2 separate regions of the Homo sapiens genome follow, and region 2 is linked to region 1. A link is an interaction called in ENCODE POLR2A ChIA-PET data of the cell type or tissue named here. Cell type or tissue: PC-9. All regions are shown on one strand. Links, peaks and the distances in the headings refer to the core of each region. The heading gives the core; the rest is flanking DNA.

Region 1 (2,917 bases), core at 214-2,713:
GGAATTTTGATCATCTCCTCACTTTGGAACCATTAGTCCCTGGGAGAATCACACTGAAGTGTATGAACTCACAAGATGCAGTGACTTTTGAAAGTAATAGAATGATTTCTGCTGCCAATGCAACTGCGTGGTGGATGCACAAGTGGTGGTCAAAGTGAGCTCATTTGCTGTTGGGCAATCAGTATACAGGTTCGTCTTATTAGTCAACAAATTGAAATAGTGGCTACTGTGTGCTCACTTGCATGGGTGCAACAGAAAGAGATACAAGACGAATTTCTAACACTATAAACTCCCTGCCCTCAAAGAGCTTATTTTCTGGATGGCAAGGTCAGAGGCTGTATGGGGTCACACTAGGAACCAGCTCGAGCTCTGTACTCAGACCCAGAGTTGAATTCCTGCTTGCCACTTAACTTCCACAAACCTTGGTTTTTCCAATGGGGATAATAATTGCTACTTCACAAGAGCTGCTATGAAGTGAAAGTGAAAGAGTATGTATCACGGGAGGCTATCGTTAATGCTTTCAATATATCATGTTACTGATTTTTTCTAAGAGACAGGGTCTCACCGTGTTGTCCAGGCTGTGATCATAGCTCATTGCAGCTTTGAACTCCTGGGCTCAAGCAATCCTCCCACTGCAGCCTCCAGAGAGGCTGGGACTACAAATGTCCATCACCATGCCCCAATTTGTGCGTGTGTTTGTGTATAGACAGGGGTTTCAGTATGTTGCTCGGGCTGGTCTTGAACTCCTGGCTCCAAGTAATGCCCCTGCCTCGGCCTCCCAAAGTGTCAGGATTACTGGTGTGAGCTACCACTCCCAGTACCTGTTATTTAATTAATGAATTTTAAGTTCCAGGGTCCATGTGCAGGATGTGCAGGTTTGTTACATAGGTAAATGTGTGCCATGGTGATTTGCTGCACCTATCAACCCATCACCTAGGTATTAAGCCCAGCATGCATTAGCTATTCTTCCTGATGCTCTCCCTCCCCCAACAGGCCTCAGTGTGTGTTGCCTCCTCTCTGTGTCTATGTGTTCTCATTGTTCAGCTCCCACTTATAAGTGAGAACATGCAGTGTTTGGTTTTCTGTTCTTGGGTTAGTTTGCTAAGGATAATGACCTCCAGCTCCATTCATGTCCCTGCAAAGGACATGGTCTTGTTCTTTTTGTGACTGCATAGTATTCCATGGTGTATATGTACCACATTTTCTTTATCCAGTCTATCATTGATGGGCATTTGGGTTGATTCCATGTCTTTGCTATTCTGAATACTGCTGCAATGAACATTACATAAGAATTGCACATTCATTGTAGATAACACAGTAACAAAACTTTTTGTGCCTTTCCCAAGCTGTCAGTCTCTGAAATGTGACTTTACTGGAGTAGCTATAATTGTGAAAACATGTCCATATGCAAGACACTATCCAGGGCTTCAAGTTATCACAGATAAGCAAATTAAAGAGTTGGTTTTCCTCATGCGCCCGAGTGTTGGATGCAGGTGGTGGAAGACCCACTTGCAACCAAACCCCAGGAAAGTAGCCAGGAGGAGGGTGGACTGCACTGAGGAAGGAAGACTCCCTGGGAAGTGGCAGGCCACTGTTGAGATGGCACCACCATCTTAATCTGTGTATTGCATGGTTTAAACGACTGCAAGCCCCAGCCTGGGCAACACAGTAAGACCCCCATCTCTACACAAAACAGACAGGTGTGATGGCATGCGCCTGTGATCCTAGCTACTTGGGAGGCTGGGGTGAGAAGATCACTTGAGCCCAGGAAGTCGAGGCTGCAGTGAGCCATGATGGCACCACCACACTCCAGTCTGGATGAAGGAGTGAGACCCCAACTCTAAAACAAACAAAACACCAAAATAGGCTATACACCGCCATTTAAAATATTTCCCCAAATTTTTTTTTTGAAAAATTTCACACCCACAGATGTTGAAATTATAATATTAAGATACAATTACTGCCTTCACATGCAGGATTTTTGATTAAAAAAAAGAAAAACCTTGGTGGCCTCTGCTCTATGTTAATATCCAGACACCTTCTCTGTGGTTACAAGAGAAGCTTGAGTGAGGGCACTTTCTGTCCTCAGAAGTCTGTGGAATGACTTTTTGGTAGTGTTTTCTCGTCTCACTGAAACACAACATGGCAAGGTGGGTAGCACAGGATTCATTCTTATTTTGCAGCTGAGGAAACAAGCTCAGAGAGGTCAACGGACCTACTATCTGCTCTCCAGCTGGAACTGGAACTGAAGACATCTGACTTCAGTAACTCAACATTCTACTGCCACTTCCTGTCCTGGATACACAACGGGAGTAATGCCAGAGCTGCTTCTAAGAACAGGTGCGCAAAGGAAGTGTTTTAGTCTCATTCTTCTGACAATTGCCAAGGAAATACTCCTCAGGCCTTGTGTGCACAGCATTGCCAAAAGTCTGTGGTTAGGAACATACAAAACCACAATGGAGACTGGGAGTGGGAAGATGCGCGGAGAAGATACTGGGAGGTCTGTGGCTTGCCCCTGGCTTGAGTTTCACATTGAGTGCTTACACTGTCCCAGGTACTGTGCCTGGACCACAGAGCTGACAGTGGGATGGTCCAGGAGTCTGCCCGGTGGTGCTCTCATTCCAGTGGGTTCAACAGTGAGCCAGAAGCTGCCAATAAGAGAGTAGTGGACTGCATCGGGCCGACCTTAGTGTTTTGTTTGGTCCAGATAGTGTTTAGTTATTTAAGTTGCTCACTTCTAGCTTCTGTGAAGCAATTTCTGCTGGATTCCTGAATAAGTAGCAGCCACCCCCCATCCTGCAGGCAGGACACAAGCCCGCCCTCCAGCTCACTTCTGTCCCCACCTTCTACTGCCTTACACCCAGGTAACTGACCCTTCACACATTTACGGTGCCCATCTGACATTCATAGCATTTAG
Region 2 (2,917 bases), core at 146-2,645, 110 kb before region 1:
AAACTTAAGCCTAATGAGAAGAGATTTAGCTAAGGAGACTAGTTAACTGTTTAATATCTTAGACATCTAAAAGGTTACCTAGGTGCTATACACAGTCATTTAAAAGGAACACAGGGCCAGATGCGGTGGCTCCTGCCTGTAATCCTAGCACTCTGGGAGGCCAAGGCAGGTGGATCACTTGAGCCCAGGAGTTCAAGACCAGCAACATGGTGAAACCTTGCCTCTACAGAAAAATACAGAAAAAGCCGGGTATGGTGGCACATGCCTGTGGTCCCAGTTACTTGGGAGGCTGAAGTAGAAGGACACCTGAGCCCAAGAGTTTGAGGCTGTAGTGAGCCAAGATCACACCACTGCACCCACCAGCCTGAGTGACAGAGTGAGACCCTGTTATTCATTCATTCATTCACAAATAAAATAAAATAAGCATAGGCTGGGCATGGTGGCTCACGCCTATAATCCCAGCACTTTTGGAGGCCAAGATGGGAGGAGCACTGGAGCCCAGGAGTTCAAGATCAGCCTGGGCAATGTAGGGAAACCCCTTCTCTATAAATAAATAAATAAATAAATAAATAAATAAAAATTTAAAAATTAGCCAGGAATGGTAGCAGGCACCTGTAGTTCCAGCTACTCGGGAAAGTGAGGTGGGAGATCACAAGCCTGGAGTCTGAGGCTGCAGAGAGCCTGGGCAACACAGTGAGACCCCATCCCAAAAAGTAAAGACATTTTTAAAAATAAAAGAAACACAGGAAGGTGAAAACTAAATCCCAGCAAGATAATGACACACCACATAGTAAGTGTCTCAGCTTAAGTCATGAATTAAATCTTTATCTAAACTGAATTTTCTTTCTCCACCCTGCTTACCTCTTATCCAAAATTATCTCCCCCATATCACATATCATCCTCGGCCTCAGGAAGAAATGTAGGGGGAACATGACAACTATGTATAAACATTTGATAAGCTTTGGAAAGGACAGCAGACTCACTCTATGTAAATGGGGAGGACAAACAAGAACCAGCTGTCAGTGACAAAGAGCCCAATTTCAGTTCAATCTGAACAGGCCTATGCTGCCCCTCCCATGACCTGATCCACTCCTACACATTCTTCAAAACCCATCCTCTCTTCCCTCTGGTAAGTTTTCTCTAGTGTGCCCTGGGTATCCCTCACAGTGAGCCTGAGTACTGCTGTTTCTCATCATTACTGGTCACACCACAGTAAGCGTCCCCTGCCGGTCTCTCACACTCAAATTGAGTTCCCCGAAGGCAAGAACTTAAGGCTTTTTTTTTTTGAGACGGAGTCTCGCTCTGTTGCCAGGCTGGAGTGCACTGGTGCGATCTCGGCTCACTGCAACCTCTACCTCCCGGGCTCAAGTGATTCTCATGCCTCAGCCTCCTGAGTAGCTGGGACTACAGGCTCGCGCCACCACACCACCACACTCGGGGTGTGTGTGTGTGTGTGTGCATTTTTTCTTTTTTTTTTTAGAAGAGACCGGTTTTCACCATGTTGGCCAGGCTGGTCTCGAACTCCTGACCTCAAGATCCGCTAGCCTCAGCCTCCCAAAGTGCTGGGATTACAGGCGTGAGCCACCGCACCTGGTCCTGAACTTAAGGCTTTTTTACTCATCTCTATAAAACCTCCAAACTTACTAGCGACTGGCACAAGCAGGGCTTTACCAGATCTTTGTGAAAAAAAAGGAAAGAAGGCAGGGAGAGGCAAATCTAAAATTAGGGACAATATTCTGCACTAAATAATGGTTAGGACCTCTCCCATAATGTAATGTTCTCAAATTCTTTTCTTCACAAGTAATCTTAAGCAGAAATCTAATACGCAAAACAGACAAAAATGGAGCTGCTAGTTATTCTATTAAGTTTCATATTTATTAATAAGTAATACAAAATTAAAAGACCAAATGTGGCTGGGCGAGGTGGCTCATGCCTGTAATCTCAGCACTTTGGGAGGCCAGGGTGGGTGGATCACTTCAGCCCAGGAGTTCAAGACCAGCCGGCCAACACAGCAAGGCCCCGTCTCTATAAAAAATTTAAAAATTAGCTGGGCATGGTGACACTCGCCTATAATCCCAGGTACTCAGGGCAGGCTAAGGTGGGAGGATTGCCTGAGCCCAGGAGTTTGAGGCTGCAGCGAGCCATGACTGCACCACTGCACTCCAGCATGGACAGTAGAGACCCGTTTCTAAAGAAACGCAATAAAATCAGAAAAGAGCAAATATGACATCAGGTAGATCTGTGTGGACTAACGGGACGGAGGGGACAGATGTTTAGAATATACTGGTAAGTGAGAAACTGAAGACTGTTGTGCACAGTATAAGTTTCCACTTTTAATAAATCCAACAAATCTTTGTATATACATAAAAAGGACACCAAACTATTAAAAAAGTGACATCCTTGGGCAGTGAAACTAGGGTGGGAGTTATATATTTTACTTACCTCTCATTTTATTTACTTACAATAATAAAGCATGCTACATTTAAAAATAAAAAGTGAGGAAACTGGGTATCTAATATGAAAAAAATGAAGCTGAAGCCTTACCTTCTACCACTGACAAAAATTAACTCAAATGATCAAAGACCTAAATGTAAAAGTTAAACTATAAAATATCTAGAAAAATACAAGAGAAAGAAACGTTCATGACACTGAATCTGGCAATGATTTCTTGGACATGACACCAAAAGTGGAGGCAACAATGGAAAAAAATAGGTTAAGTTAGACTCCATGCAAATGAAATGCTTGTATGCAAAGGACACTATCAACAGAATGAAAAGGCTACCCATGGAACTGGAGAATATATTTGCAAATCATGCATCTGAAAAAGGGTTATTATCAAGGACATATAAAGAACTCCTACAACTCAACAACAAAAAATCCAATTGAAAAATGGGCAAAGGACTTGAATATATATTTC

Evidence for each region. Peaks named below come from ENCODE experiments on the same cell type or tissue, not always from the same donor. Only the 100,000 strongest peaks of a DNase experiment are listed, where the experiment ranks them.
Region 2: POLR2A ChIA-PET joins it to region 1 with 7 read pairs; 2 of 35 experiments call an interaction of 5 or more read pairs at or near these places.

What each region holds. Positions count from the first base shown.
Region 1 is chr7:73,565,657-73,568,573 of GRCh38, forward strand. It overlaps TBL2 (transducin beta like 2), which reads right to left. Exons shown (of 7, transcript NM_012453.4): 7 at 1,881-2,917. Among named protein-coding and RNA genes, the nearest start is that of BCL7B, 9.4 kb to the left of the region's middle. In PC-9, for the core only: no CTCF peak of the experiment used is centred there; no DNase peak of the experiment used is centred there.
Region 2 is chr7:73,453,589-73,456,505 of GRCh38, forward strand. All of the region lies in intron 13 of BAZ1B (bromodomain adjacent to zinc finger domain 1B), which reads right to left. Among named protein-coding and RNA genes, the nearest start is that of FZD9, 21 kb to the left of the region's middle. In PC-9, for the core only: no CTCF peak of the experiment used is centred there; no DNase peak of the experiment used is centred there; H3K27ac peaks cover 298 bases.